2 separate regions of the Mus musculus genome follow, and region 1 is linked to region 2. A link is a loop called in an ENCODE intact Hi-C map of the cell type or tissue named here. Cell type or tissue: left cerebral cortex. All regions are shown on one strand. Links, peaks and the distances in the headings refer to the core of each region. The heading gives the core; the rest is flanking DNA.

Evidence for each region. Peaks named below come from ENCODE experiments on the same cell type or tissue, not always from the same donor. Only the 100,000 strongest peaks of a DNase experiment are listed, where the experiment ranks them.
Region 1: a loop joins it to region 2, with 2.7 times the contacts of the local background. A loop is called at or near these places in 15 of 42 quality-filtered maps.

The regions. Positions count from the first base shown.
Region 1 is chr16:12,186,556-12,194,509 of GRCm38, reverse strand. All of the region lies in intron 2 of Shisa9 (shisa family member 9), which reads right to left. Among named protein-coding and RNA genes, the nearest start is that of Shisa9, 210 kb to the right of the region's middle. In left cerebral cortex, for the core only: no CTCF peak of the experiment used is centred there; a DNase peak (open chromatin) is centred at 4,553.
Region 2 is chr16:11,694,546-11,702,499 of GRCm38, reverse strand. All of the region lies in intron 18 of Snx29 (sorting nexin 29), which reads right to left. Among named protein-coding and RNA genes, the nearest start is that of 4833415N18Rik, 81 kb to the left of the region's middle. In left cerebral cortex, for the core only: a CTCF peak has its summit at 4,594 (motif pointing left); a DNase peak (open chromatin) is centred at 4,595.

The sequences.
Region 1 (7,954 bases), core at 1,611-6,610, 490 kb before region 2:
AGGAAAGCTCCAATCTAAAAAAGTTAACCATACTCAAGAAAAGACAGGAAATAAACAATCCCAGACAAGCAAGTGAAGACTAAAAACACACACACACACAAACACACACATCATAACCACCACCTCCTCCACTTCCACCTCTACCACCACCACCACCACCACCACCACCACCACCACCACTACCACCACCACCACCACCTCCACCATCACCACCACCACAACAAAATAGCAGGAATCAACAAACACTGCTCATTAATATCTTTCAACATAAATAGTCACAATCCGCAATAAAAGGACACAGACTAAAAGATCAAACGAAGAAACAATCAAAACAAACAAACAAAAACAGGATCCATCTTTCTGCTGGATCCAAGAAGTACATTTTAATATCAAGGATAGACATCACCTCAGGGTAAAAATGTGGAAAAAAAGATATTCCAAGCAAATGAACCTAAGAAGCAAGCTGGTGTAGTCATTCTAGTATCTGACAAAGTAGACTTCAACGCAAAATTGATCAGAAGAGATAGAAAAGGACACTATGTACTCATCAAGGAAAAAAAAATCAACCAAGAGGCCATTTTAATTTTTAACATCTATCTCCCAAACACAAGGGCACCCAAGTTCATAAAAGAAACACTACTATAAGCTTAAATCACATTGACTCTCACATCCTGATAGTGAGAGACTTCAATTCCACACAATTGCCAATAGACATTATCCAGACAAAAACTAAACTGAATCCAGAGAAATGCTGTAGTAACAGATTTTGTAAACCAAATGGACCTAACATAATTACAGAACATTTCACCTCAGCAGAAAAAAATATATATCTTCTTGTAAGCACCTCATGAAACTTTTTCCAAAGATCAAGCCTCAACAGATAAATAAAAAAAAAAAAAATTGAAGTAACACCATGCATCCTATCTAACCACAATGGACTAAAACTGAATATCAACAACAGTAGATACAACAGAAAAGCTTACAAACTCATGGAAACTGAAATCAACAATGTAAAAGTACCACATAAACAAAGTGAAAAACAAAAATACCACATGATCATCTCACTAGAGATGATCAAGAAAAGAAAAGGCCTTTGTCAAAATCCAATACCCCTTCATATTAAAAGTCCAGGAGGGATTAGGGGTACAGGGAACATGCGTAAACACCGTAAAGGCAGGTTGTAGCAAGATTTAATTCCACATTAACTTCAATGGGAAGAAACTCAAAGCAACTACACTAAAATCAGGAACAAGACAAGGTTGTCTACTCTCCATACCTATTCAATATTGTTCTTGAAATCATAGCGAGAGCAGTAAGGCAAAAGAAGAAGATCGAGGTATACAAATTGAAGAGGAAGTAGTACAAGTATCTTTACTTGTAGATGATATGAAAGTATACGTAAGTTACCCTAAAAATCCCATTTTTAATAACTGTTACAATGGATAAACACTTTCATTAAAGTAGCTAGGTATAAAGGCAACGAACAAAAATCAGTAGCTTTCCTATACACAAAAGATCAATGGGCCGAGAAAGAAATCAGGATGTTGACCTTTTCCAGTAGCTGCAAGTAATATAAAATATCTTGTGGGATAAATGTTACTAAGCAAGTAAAAGACTTGTATGGTAAAGATTCTAAGTCACTGAAGAAAGAAACTGAAGAAGATCTCAGAAGATGGAAAAATCTCCCGTGCTCATGCATCACTAGGATTAACATAACAACACTGGCCATCCTATCAAAAGTAACCTAGAGATTTAATGCAGCCCCATCAAAGTTCCAACACAATTCTTCACAGATCTTTAAAAGACATTTTTCAGCTTCTTATGGAAACACACACACACAAAAAACAAGATAGATAAAACAATACTAAAATAATAAAGAAACTGCTGGAAGTATCACTATCCCTAACTTCAAGTTGTACTACAGAACTATAGTAATAAAACCAGCATGGTGTTGACTCAAAAAACAGACATGTTGATTAATGAAATAGAACTGAAGACCTAGACATAACTTTATACACCTATGGATACTTGCTTTTTAATTTAAAAAAAAGCCAGAAGTACACTTCAACATAAAAAAGACTTCAACATAAAATCTATACACTGAACCTGATAAATAAAGTGGTGAATAGCCTTGAATGCATTGGCCCGTAGACAACTTTCTGCACAGGCACAAAGATCAACAATTAATAAACAGGACCACATGAAACTGAGAGGCTTCTGCAAGGCAAAGCACTGTTATTCTGACAAAGTTGCAGCATATATAATGGGAAAAATTATACAAACTACACATCTGATATAGGGATAATATCTAAAATGTATAAAGAATGCAAGAAACTAGAAATAAAGAAAACTAATAACCCAATTTTTAAAATGGGGTACAAATCTAACTAGAATTCTCAAAAAAGGAAACTCAAATGGCTGAAAAACACTTAGAGAAATGTTCAACATCTTTAGCCATCAGGGAATGCTAAGATCAATAACACAAGCGACAGCTCATGCTGGTAGGATGTGTAGTAAGGGGAAGGCTCCTCCATTACTAGTGGGAGTGCAAACTTGAGCAGCTACATGGAAATCAGTGGGATAGTTAAGAATACGGAGACTGAATGACTTCAAGACCCTGCCATACCACTTTTGAGCATATACCCAAAGGACACTTCATCTTATCATAGAGATACTTTTTCAACCATGTTCCTTGCTGTTTTATTTGCAGTTGCCAGAAATCAGAAACAACTTAGATGTCCGTTAACAGAAGAATGGATTTGTAAAAAAGTGATACATTTCCACAATGAAGTATTGCTCAGCTGTTAATTTTTTTAAAAGGAGCAAGTTAATTGGTGGATAAAAAGCATCTAAGACAAGTATGATATGTAATCACTTATATGAGGGCATTATCTACAATCTGTAGAGCCACAGAGGTTAGGTAGAGAGTAAGGAGGGCAGATGGATCTCATTATAGAAGGGAAATAGAATAGATAGCTAAGGATAGTTGGGTTTGGCTGAAGTAGGAGGATCAAGTGGGAAAGGGGACAGAAAAGGGGGATGAGAGAAGGAATGCAGGGAGAGCAGCTAAAATTAAGGGCAATGTGAGAGGAGGCATGGGAACATAACATAGTAGAAGCTTCCTAAAATATATACATGTATGAAGGCGATCAAACCAAATCACCAAGTAGTGAGGGAGACAGATCCTCAACAGGACATCTGTTGTCACCAAATGAGGCTTCCAGTATCAAGCTTTGGTTACATCTAATTGAGTTGTTGGCCAAAGATACCTCATGGAAACCCCCAAACAATCCAGGCTGTTGTCAAGACTATAAGTTCCTCTCCACAAACAGATAGCAAGGCTCAAGACAACATCTATGTAGCTCACTGAACATAGAGAAGTTGAGCTGGTGCCTACATAGAGCCTTCATCTTTATGTCCTAGTCTCTTTGGTAAAGGAAGTTACTTTGCATACTACCAAAAGAGAAATGTAAACACCAAACTAGACATAATCATTTTGATCTACAATGCTGTCCTGCCTTCCAAATATACTAGGGCAATGGTGGCCCAAAGTTTGTGGGAGTAACTAACCAGTATTTGATTTGACTCCACAAGATGGAACCCAAACCCTAAAATACTTTCATGACCAAGAACCTGAGACTAGATAGCCCAGGGACCTAGGGAAAAAATGAAATGTTATACTTAAAAATCAGTGTCTTGCTCATCCATCACTAGAGAAGCTTCCCTCCACAGCAGAAGGGAACAAATACAGAGATCCACACCCAGGCATTATGCAGAGTGAGAGATCTTGGAACACTCAGTCCTAAATGGGATGTCTCCATTAAATCTTTCCCCTCAGATCTCATGGAATCCTAAGCAAGAGGAGGCAGAACATAATAGCCAAGGGGATAAAGGACACCAAGAAAACAAAGCCCTTTAAATCAGCATAAGCAAAGCTCATATGACTTCACAGAGATTGAAATGTCAAGCACCTGGCCTTCACAGGACTGCACCAGGTCCTCTGTGTATATATAATCGCTTCCAGTTTAGTGTTTTGATGGGACTCCTGAGTGTGCAAACAAGTGAGCCTCTGATTCTTATGCCTTCGCTTGGCTCTTTTCCTTCTGTTTGTTTTTTTTCCATTATTGTATATTCTATTCTATTTTTATACATATTATAGTATTATCTCATGGAATCCTATTCATCTTCTAATGAGATAGGAAGTGAATGGATCTAGATGAGCCAAGAAGGACCTGGGAGAAGTTGAGGGAGATGAAGCCATAGTCAGGTTGTAATATGTGAGAAAATCATTCCATAAAGGGAAAAAAATACTATAAAATTTAAAGGAAAAAAAGAAACAAAAGAAAATTCAGGGTGGCTTGGAAGGTGCGTACCAGCCCAAGGTTTCTAGTTGCCACTCTGTAAGAATTTTGTGGTTTGACCTCGGGTAAAGCTTTCTTCTTGAAGGCTCTATCTAGAATCTTGTCTTACCCTTCATCTGCTTTATATAACATTTCTTCTGTGGTTCCCCATGGGGTTTGGAAAAAGTCCCAGTATCCTTAGCACACTGCCCAAGATGCTTCCTGATCTGGCCCAGCTGCTTACTATTTCACTGCCATTTTTCTATAGCATCAGAGCATGGTTCACTGATCTACTAACTGTTGCTCAAAGACCACAGTATCTCAGCCAAACAATGCACATTGCTGTTCCTATTAGTTTTTACCACTTAAAAAGAAACGTGTAATGTACAAGGCATAAAAATGGGTGCCTTATTTTGCTTAACATTTCCAAAGTGTCAGTTCATCATAGTGGGAAGGGTATGATATAATATGGTATGGAAATAAAGACAGAAAAGGGGGTACCTGAGGACAAGATGCACCCCAAAGCTATGTTCCCAGTGTCCTATTTCCTTCAACAAGGTCCTTCCTCTGACCTCTCACCAATAAAGCCATTATAATGTGAACTCATCAAGGGATTAATGCCTTCATGGGGTCGGATTCCTCATTCTGCTTCTGGAAACACCCTCACAGAGGAGCCCTGAGATACACTTCCCTAATTTCCTAGGGATCTTTCAAATCAATTAAGTTGGCAATGGAGATTAAGCCTCATTTGGTCCTTTGTGCTCAATAACCAAAGTCTCTTGCACCTTCTACAGAGAGATCAATTGCAATCAAGGGCACATCCTTATACATTCATTCATTTTTTAAAAGGAGATTTTTAGAGCAATAACAGGTTCCAGGAACTCAGTAAGATTAGACATTCCTCCTGTCCCAGCAAATTAAAATTAAGATAGGCATTTCTCCAGATATCTTGACCAGGAACCTATCCCAGAATGTAGAGTGAAGGACTGTTTGAAAGACTGTCCCTCTGCCTTTATCATCATATCATAGCACACCCTCCCAAACATGATAGGATGACACCTTTGAAACTTCAGGCCAAATGTCTCTCATCAGTCACAGATAAGAGCGTTACAAGTTCAGGGCAGACACATCTGTGTTTGAAACCTGATTCTGTCACCATGAAGCTGCATGATCTTAAACAATTTTCCTAACTGCTCTGAATCTCAGGTGTGATAACCTTACCTCAAAGCGTTGGGTGAGATGCTTTCTCACTTGCTGAGCTCCATCAGCATTGGCTTCAGCAGCTATGCCGCTAATGTCTTACTGGTGGACTTCAGTGGTGAGTGAAAAAAATCAATAAAATTGCCTTTAACTAAGACACTGTGGCATCCAGTGTTGCCAGCTTCACTGGTTTTTCCTGGTATGGCAGGTTATGACACAGACCCATGGGGATGGATAGGCTTTGTGTTTGTTTGTTTTGTTGGGTTTTTTTATTTGTGTGTTTATTTTAGTTACTGAAAATACTTCCAAGCCCATAGCAAGAGCTGACACATGGTAGGTGCTCAGTAAGTATCACCCCCACCCCACGCTGGGATTTTATTGTCACAGATATTAAATGCTCAGTGACTGTGCATAGTTTATCCTATTGTTTATTGCAGCTCTCTGCACCTCCACCAAGAGGAATGTTGTCAATATCTTGGGTGTTTTACATAGATTTGAAATGAACTAAAGGTAGTCAGTCACTCATCCTTTGGAGACAGTCAACAGAAGTTAGACACACACACACTCCTCACTCCTGGGTTAATGGACTCTGCATCTGTCAGCCAATTGCAGAAATCCATGTCTAGTCACTGGTATGACTCATTTGTCATATGACCATACAACATGCTCCACACCTCATCTTTAACCCTCTTGCCAATTATGAAGGCAAGTATTCCACTTCATAGGTGAGCTAGCCAAGCCCAGGCTTAGTAGGCTCACTAAGTATTCAAACTGAGGCTTGAAAAATGAAGGCTGCACCCAGAACTCTCCTATGCTATGATCAATGTCCTTCTGTGAGTTCCTGACTAGAGACCAAGAGTCTTTGTTAACTCTACTCCCTCAAAAGTAGTCCTCTGCTTACAGTGAGGAGAGCAGGGAACATAGCTGACATTAACAGAAACAACAAAGCTAGAGAAACAGTGTTGTTAATAACTGCCCCAAAATCATGACACTAATTAAGAGAGATGCTCTGTGTTCTGCCAAAAGCTCTGTCTTCTCTAAGGGATCAATAAATCAAAATAATTGTTTACTTTGCCTAGGTTTCCCCCCCTACACACAGTTGCCTGTATTTTTTTCCCTTCTTCCTTTGTATAATATGAAAGTTGATGAAGGAGCCTCATTTTCACTAATGAAAGAAACTTATTTTTGGCACTATATGCCTAATTAAAAAGAGCAAAATCCACTTAGTGGTGGCTTCTGCTGTCCTTATCTGTCCAAAGCAAGACCTGGGGTCAGCTGAAGGCCAGTTTGGGCATAAATTTCAAGTATCACTAAACCTATTGGGTTTTTTTTTTTTAAAGACACTAAATGACAATTTCTAAAGTCAGTTAGTGAGAGCAGCCTCTTCTCATTTACTTCATGTCTCATCTCTCACCCCTTTAACATGCACATGACCAAAGTCCATGGAACCTAAAACCTACTGCATGATAGATAGCACATGAACCTAGAAGCTCCAGAACACAGGTGAATACCTGAACAGGGGCAGGTCATTTAAGTCACGGAATTAGGGAAACAGGTAAGTACTTTTCATCTCCAAGGTTTGGATAGAATACTAAACCCTTAGAGGGTTTCGTTCCTAGTCTCCACATAGTAAAGAGGGTGAATGAACAGATCAGGCATGTCCCTTCCAGGACATACAATGCTCCACCCACCCAGTCTGGGCACATTTTATGACACATGCGTTAGATCAGTGGTATATCGATAAACCTAACAACTAGCTATCAAAATGATAAAAAATGACATGGTGGCAACACCTGCCAACTACCATGGTATAAATACTCCCCAGCCCCACAGCCTGGCCAACTGCAAGTATGCAGTCCCTCAATGTAAAGTCATTGAACGCAGGCTATGGCAGAACTAACTCTAATGGATTCTTGTGGAGCAAGACAGCTAGATCTTTGGATTTTAATGGCCCATGTAGATTGGCTCATGAGAAAGAATCAATTTTCATGCTTTAACATTGCTTTCTTGATAGCTAGATCTTCATTGTGAATAAATAAGATTTCATGGCATATCACCCTTATTGGATTCAATTTCTGAAGCTGAATCAAACAAAGAGGAAGTGTCTATAAGAACAGACAGTCATAACTGGTGTATGGTGACCAGCACACACCATGAATTCCTGCTGAAGATTCATACACTGGTCAACTGGCTTCTCTGCCTCAAAGAAAATCATTATCACCCTCTGTTTAAAGCATTTCGTTCGCCTCGCATCAGTCTCTTCTAGTAGGCTCTGAATTCCAGAAAGATCAGCAATACATTATAGAGTGATTTATCATTTTCATTGTCATGTTACAGCACGCTAATTGGAATACACTGAGCAGAAACTGAGGTCTTCCCTCCACCTACACATGCTGTTAAAGTTCATGGCCACT
Region 2 (7,954 bases), core at 1,648-6,647:
ATGCCAAAGAGCCCTCCATCAAGATCCACCAAGGTGTGCCTCTCCTAGTTGAGAGTTTAGAAATGTTTCTCTTCTTCCTGGGCCAAAACCCTCTAGAAAACCTCAGTAAGCCTATGGATCTTCTCTAGGAAAAAAAGAAAAGCACAACACCCACCCACCAGGCAGGTGTGCTCGCTCACACATGAATACCCCTCGCTAGATATGACACACAGAGACATACCAGGTACACATGCTACTAACACACACACACACACACACACACACACACACACACACACCACCAGGCAGGTGTGCTCACTCACACATGAATACCCCTCGCTAGATATGACACACAGAGACATACCAGGTACACATGCTACTAACACACACACACACACACACACACACACACACACACACCACCAGGCAGGTGTGCTCACACATGAATACCCCTTGCTAGGTTTGACACACAAAGACATACCAGGTAAACATGCTACTAACACACACACACACACACACACACACACACACCATCAGGCAGGTGTGCTCACACATGAATACCCCTTGCTAGGTTTGACACACAGAGACATACCAGGTACACATGCTACTAACACACACACACACACACACACACACACACACACACACACACACACCATCAGGTATGCACAAACACATAGAAAGACCTTAGGTACACATACTGACAGATTATCTTAGACCCACAGTAAGGAAGTTCTATCAAGCCAGGGCCACGCCCAGAGCTTCTGAGAATCCAACCTGCATACCCAATTTATAGCCTTTTCCACTGGACTCAACCCTACTCTGACTCTCTGGGACCACAATTTCACATTAGGGATAGGGACCCAGAGCCTCTGGAAGAAAATGGAGATCTAGCCTGGGCCCTTCTAACTCCAGAAGAGCCCCCAACATCCCCTGTGTTTTGGAAATCCTGACAAGACATACAGAGGGCACCAGAAGCCCATCTTCAGATGACCAAGTAGCCCTGTGGGATGTCCAGCACAAGCTCTTCCTGAACACCCTTCCGAGGCCTTCTGATAGTCTAGCTGAGGTTCATGTGTGAGTCCAGATGCAGCAGCCAACAGACTAGCTTTATCTTCAAACCACATGGCTATGGGCTAACAGTAATGGAGGGCTCTTCCTGGAGATGGGGCCTATGCTAAAGGTGCAGGGACAAACACCCTGTCTCATCCTGGATGGCATCACCAAGTAATAGCAAAACCACTAAAACCCCAGTTTCTTTCCAACACTTCAGCTCAAAATCCATGAAGCAAGTCAAGAGTAGGTGATCCCAGCACTCTGGAGGTTGAGGCAAGAGGTTGAGGGTTTGAGCCCAGTCTGAGCTGTACAAAGTCTGAAAAAGGTAATGGCAACATTCTAAAAACTAGAAGGCTCTCAGTAAGTTTAGCACCAACTCATCTGGCAGCTAAACGTGGCTGAACTCGAAAGCATCATGACCAGGCCACACCTCACTTCAGGTCAGTGTTCTTGTCTCTGAACACAGAGACACTGATGTGGGATGCTTGGGTGTTATCCGAGACCCAATAACTGTGATTTAGTCCTTTCTAAAGCCTATCAAGAAAAGAAAGGTGAGGGTGTAAATCTGGAGAGTGTTGACTGTGAAAGTTTTAATGGCAGGATTCTGACTGTGCTAACAGGCCATCTACACGAAGCTGAATTGTATATTCTCTGCAGCCCAGAACACTGTGAGATGCAAGGTTGTCCGGAATCACCAGAGATAGTCTTTTGTTGCTCTACAGAGACTGTGCACATGGTTTACACATAAGCCTGAACAGGAGATTGGCTACATAAACATTCATGGAATTATAGAACACATAAGGACTGCTAGGAATTGTAATTTAGTAAGACCTCAATGACACATACATACACAAAAAAGATCAATCTTTAAGTATCATTCTGAAAGGAAAGAAATGCTACTTACATCTTTCACCTAGGCATCTTTTTGCTTAGGCAAGATGTCTACACTTTGTAGATTTACTTTCCCATCTGTCTACTATGATGGATAAATTAACAGCCAGGTTCCCAGTTGGTGGGAAATCCTGCTACTTAAGGTCGAAGTCTACCATGTCCAGATAGGTTTCCCAATACACACATACACACACACACACACACACACACACACACACACACACACACACACACACACACTGTATAGCCCTTGGAAAACCTTCAACTTCCTCTTTCCTGATAAGAACCCACCCAGGAAGTACCTGGAATTTCTGGGGTGCCTCTCCATACAAAAGAAGCATTCCTAGTACTTTAAACTCTAGCCAATGATTTCCATTCACCATGAAAACTCCTTTCCCCTCTCTACGATTCATATATAGCCTTGTCACCCCAAATAAAGTGTATTGTACAAGCTATTTCACTTACGATTGTCTCAGAGAACAGTTTTATTAAGTATCATCTAAAAGAAGAGGAACACTAAAATCTCAGGGAAGACTTTCCTTGGAGAAGCTCCCCGCTCCCAGCCAAACAGAATCCTGTAGACCCCACCTTTTCCAGACTCCACTTCATCCTTTCAACCTGGTGTGCAACAGCACTTGGACACCTGGAAGGAGTAGAGGACGTGGAACCATAGCTGGTCCCCAACACTCATACCACACCCAGTGAGCTCATACACTCAGGCTGCTTGCATGCAACTCTGGATTCCTAGTAGAAATAGAATGTGCATCTGACCTTGGCTACATTATCCGCTTTGGCCCATAGAATGTCAGAGTACTGGGAAGCGCCTTTGCAGTCAAAGTGGACTTGCTCCTGGTCCAAGACACAAAGGATAAGAGGTGTGGGAGACCTTATCCCACCACAGCCTAGTGATAAGCTCAGCCTAGATCAGCTAAGTCCCGGGCTGGCGAGTCCACACATATGTGAACAAGGACATGCAAGATGCTCTGGTGGGCTGTTTGTTGTGCCACATCACTATGGCAGTAGCTGACAGATACACTGGGCTCCACTAGGCCTAAGTATATAAAGTCAGAGTGTGTCTGCCGGATTATGATATGCTCTTTGTTTGCCATCTTGCCATTTCCCATGTCTCATTTAATCCTCTCAGAACGATGCAGGGAAGACCAAGGCTCAGAGAGGCTTCTAGACGAGCTTGTGGTGACTCTATACTCAGGTCTGTGGATCTCAGAGCACAAGGTTTATCTCTACTATGTTTATGCTGCCTCCCTCCCAGCCTCCATCTTGTTGAATGAGTTCCATTTCTCTCTAAAGGAGGGGTTCTGGGCTAAAAGGAGGAGAAATGCAAATCACATACACACATACCCACAAAAGATGACTGCTATCCCCATTTTGCAGATGAATAAACTAAGGCCCAGAGAGCCAACTCTGACAGAAAATGCCATGCATTTAATAGCTACCTTTAGCTTCAGAAATCTTCAGGTGCCCTACTTCCATGCCTGTTTCCAAGCAACCAAATCCTTTTTCAAACCATGGCCTATATGAATATTTGACATTTAAAAGAGGAAAGCAGAGTTTCTCTGTCTACAGCCAAGTCCAGCAGATCCCTGCCTGATCATGTATGCCAGGGTGGACCCCAGTTGTACTAATAGAGTTCTGCATCAGTACCAACCTCACTCACCCTCACTTGCCTTGGCACCCCTCCCTGCAGCCCTGAAAGCCTAGGCCCAGGTCCTGGTCATGCCCAGACTAAGTAGTCCACTGAAACCCCTGTTCTCCTTCCCCTGCTAGGCATCTTCCTAAGGCATTTCTGCCTGTGTCTACATACAGGGCCTCTCCATCCTTAGCTTGCCTCAAAACCCTGCACATTCCCCAGACTCTGCCCACATGGCTCCCATGGCTCTTCCACACTCTACTCCCCCCACCTTAAGGAAGCTTTAGTGGCATCCCCACCTAACATTCCTTCTGTCTTACTCCCTATCTTCCTTTTGGCTTCATGAGTCCACACCATGCTTATTTACTGACTTTTCTGCCTTCTCTCTTCTAAAATGCCAGTCTACAAATTTTATTCTCCACCGTCCAGAACCCTGGCCATACCTGGCCAGTGACAGATGTTCAATGGATGCCTTTCAAAGGGAATGAACAAATGGGCACACTGACATCTGCTGCATGTGTGACTGTGCAAATGCCTCTGACCTCTTCCAGACAATGGGGAGAAAGGACTGGTGTTTGGTGCTCCTGGCAGCAATACATCCCTGGAGGTAGTTGGTGGGAAGGGAGATGGATGAACGGACGAGAGAGGGATTCAGGAAGACAAGGATGCGGGCAGGAAGCAGACAGATGGAATTAGCAGGGTCCCTGCTGGTACCTACCTGCCGAAGCTATGTCTGCCCATGCTGATGCTGCCTGCCAAGGAAGAGATCTTGTGGGACCCTCCCCTCACCCTCTGCACAGAGTTTACAGGACACATGGGAATGAGGTCACCTGCTACTCACACAGTGAAAATTTGGAGTTTGAAACTTATCGACTGAGACAAAGGGAGCAAAGGGTGTTAACCAAATTTACAGAGGGAATAATTTAGGAGTGCTGGCTACTGTGCTGCACGAAGAGAGATAAGTTCTTTCTGGGATGGCAGAGGAACCTACAGAGCAGGCAGCCATTGCCACCTAGAGGTCAGTCACAGCCACAACTGACAATGGTGTCCACAGGGCAAGCAGAAGTGGCCTTGGCCTTGGCTAGCACAGGCCTGAGTGTGAAAGGCCCAGCCCACAAGGCCAAGAGCAGTGGGTGCTTTAGAAAACACCAGATGGAGAGCTGGTAAAGTCACGCAGTGCCACACAAGTTGAGAACTCGAGTTCAAATCCCCAGAGCCTGAGCCAGACATGTATAGTCTTCCTAGACCCAGCACTTTCCAATGGGGAGATGAGAGGCACAGGCAGGAAAATCCCAGAATCTTGTTAGTCTACACATGACGTGGAAAAACAGTAATGAGGCCCTGGATCAAATCAAGTGGAAGGCAAGAACCAACACCCAAGGGTGTCCTCGGACCCACATAAATGTATGAGGATATATACATGCAAACATACACACAAGAAAAAAGAAAAAAAGAAAATTCCAGATGTAGACTAAAGTCTTACTGAGCCCTGAGCTGGCTGCCGATCTCAGCGAGACAGAGGGTCTGCATGAACTGGTGGCTTTGGTGTAGGAGAGGAACAACTGGCCCAGTGAATGAGCAGGCCTCCCAGAGTGCAGAGGAATGCTGGTCCAGAGAGGAATGACACCAACTCTCTCTCTTCCTTTCCTAACTAAGTCACAAGGCAATAGGGCCTGGGGGCACGAGAGCACAGGACTCTGCTGAAACCATATCATTGCATCAGATAGAGGCTTTCTGGGGTCAGAACGCTTGTAAAATTCTGTGTGTGCCTTGGGGGCTTGTACCTGTATAGGGAACACACACTGCCTCTGGGTCATGTGATCTGAGCTTTACTTTTGAGGATCTTCTGTGTCTCTGCCCCCTAGGGCCCGAGGAAGGATAAAACTTAAGCCACTTGCAAAAACGAAGGCCATTTCCAAGGTCAAGGCAGCACTCTTACTAGCAAAAGGGCTCAGAAACAATAAAAGAAATGATAGCCAACATTAGAATAAGACACTGTTTTATTTAACCACTCAATGTTGAAGGTTAGGCCTGTGAATATCTATGGGAGGAGGGTCACAGTGCCCATCCTAACAATACTGACCACAGCCTCACTAGCACCCCAGCACCGGCATAGCTACACTAGGGAGAGATGCAGGAACCAGTTCCCAGGTAAGGTGCCCTCCTCCCACCTCAGTTCACTGTAAGATGGGGAACTGGAAGCCTGGCTGGCTACTCCCTTGACCTCCCCTTCTCCAAGCAGGGTGTGGGGTGCTCTGAGAAGACCTTCATTGCCCCAGCTGGAGGGCAGGTGCCCTTTCTGGACAGCTCAGCCCATGGCATCAACAGCATTCTTCCACAGTTCTTTGGAAGACACTCAGCACCTCCTGACTCGGCGCTGTTACATTTTGGATGGGGTAATTCCTTATGGTGTAGATTCACATGCATTGTGGGGTATTTACAACATCCCTTCCTAGGATTCCTTGGGTGTCGGGAGCACTGGTACCCTCCATAACAACATCTCCTTGGGAATCACGGAAGGAAACTGTCTCAGAGAGGTTCAGCCACTTGCCTAGGAAGTACCTCATCAATGTTGTATCTATCTCACTTAAGTTTCTTAACCATTTCATGAGGTGGGTGCAATTATCCCATCTTATAGATGACAAAAGTAAGGCTCGGCAAGAACTTCCCACAGCCCAGTACCTGGGGACTGGCCCTTCCTAGAAGCAAACCCAGAAAGACCATGTGGGTAGCTGTCCACAGTGACACATTATGCCCCTATTAGGGAAGGGTAGGAGGCAGCCAGCAAAGCCAGGTTGGCTGTGAGTATCCTGGATGTAGTGATACAATCAGGCCTTAAAAGCTGTGGTACAGGGCATCTTTGAAGAGTGAATACTACTGAGCAGGTCACAGCCACACTCTGGCAGCCCTCAGCTCATCAGGGGATCAACTGCATAAATTGCCACCACTGACTACAGCAGCACTATACAGTGGCCACACAGCTGCAAAGATTCCTAACCACAACACTTCTCTCAGCACCAAGAATGCTGCCATCTAAGAAAAGGAAGTCTGAGCTTAGCAGGCAGCCAGGAGCCACAGTTCCTATCATAGTGGGGGTCTGGAACCCATGTTCATGAGACTAATCTGTAGGGATGTGGCAGACAGGGAGTACTGGGGTCTGGACTCTAGTGCTAGGCCCTGGGCAGTGGGAGGGTTAGATGAATAAGTACAACAGTCAGTATGCCTAGGGTTCTCCTACTCGAGGACAGAGGGTGCCACACTGGAGGCTGCAGATCCTATCCCATTGAAGAAGGCAAACATCCTGTTTAAAATGACATCTGCCTTGCTAATCATGACACTTGATGCGTAATGTGGCTGCCCAGTTCCTCTTCAGCTGCCTCTTTACTGGACAAACGGATCACAGCCATGTACCTGCTTCTGTGGGCTGTGGATCCTTCCCTGAGCTCCACTTCTGAGTCATATTAAACAAACAAATGCTGGTGTCTCCATTGTGGCCACAAGAAGGCCACAGTAGTGGAAATGAGAGCAGTGAGTTGGGGCTTGGGGCAAGGGACAAGCAGGCTGACTGCAAAGACCTCTGGAAGGAGGTGCACCTGCAGAGGAATGTTGGTTTGGTAAGGTGCAAGCTATATAATCTCAAGTGGCTTGTGTGACATCTCGGAAGCTCTATCCCTCTATCAAATGGGCTAATGGCATCACTGCTGCCGCCTGGTGCTCATGGTGCTCAGGATGCTGGCCTTCCATGACAGTAGTCTCAGCCTTTCTCACTTGATTTGGGGAGCTTTTATCTTAGATGCCCAGAGAGGTAACATTGTCAGCTTGTCAGGGTCTAGAATTATTCAGCACATTTCTGAGAAATTCTGTGAGGGATTGTATTGAGTAAATTAACTGAGGTGGGGGGTGTGTATTAAATGCACTGGTGACCCCATGCCATGGGCTGGAATCTAAGACTGAGAAAACAAGAAATAAGCTGAACACAAGTTTTTAATCTCTGCTTCCAGAATGTAGATGCCAGGTGACCAGCAGCCTCACACTTGTGCCACTTACCTGCCCTAATGACAAGAGTTCCTAATGTGGTACCCATGAATCTTGGGTCGAGAGTCCTCCCCACTACCCTCCCGACAAGCACGCCAATGAGGAGGGCCCTCTTATGTGGGGTTGCTGTTTTAGCTTTTGTTCAGTAAAATGAAGTGCCCTAAGCTCATGAAAGCAACCTCAGGAGCCACCTGGAAAACCGGAGCAAGAGCTGAACGCCTTCTCCATAAAACTGCACCGGAGCTCAGACAGGCAGTTTTCAAAAAGCATCCAATTATAGCCCTGGGCCACTGGTCTCCTGCGCTAACAAGATGAAATTGATTTACTTTCTGAGCCAGGCAATCC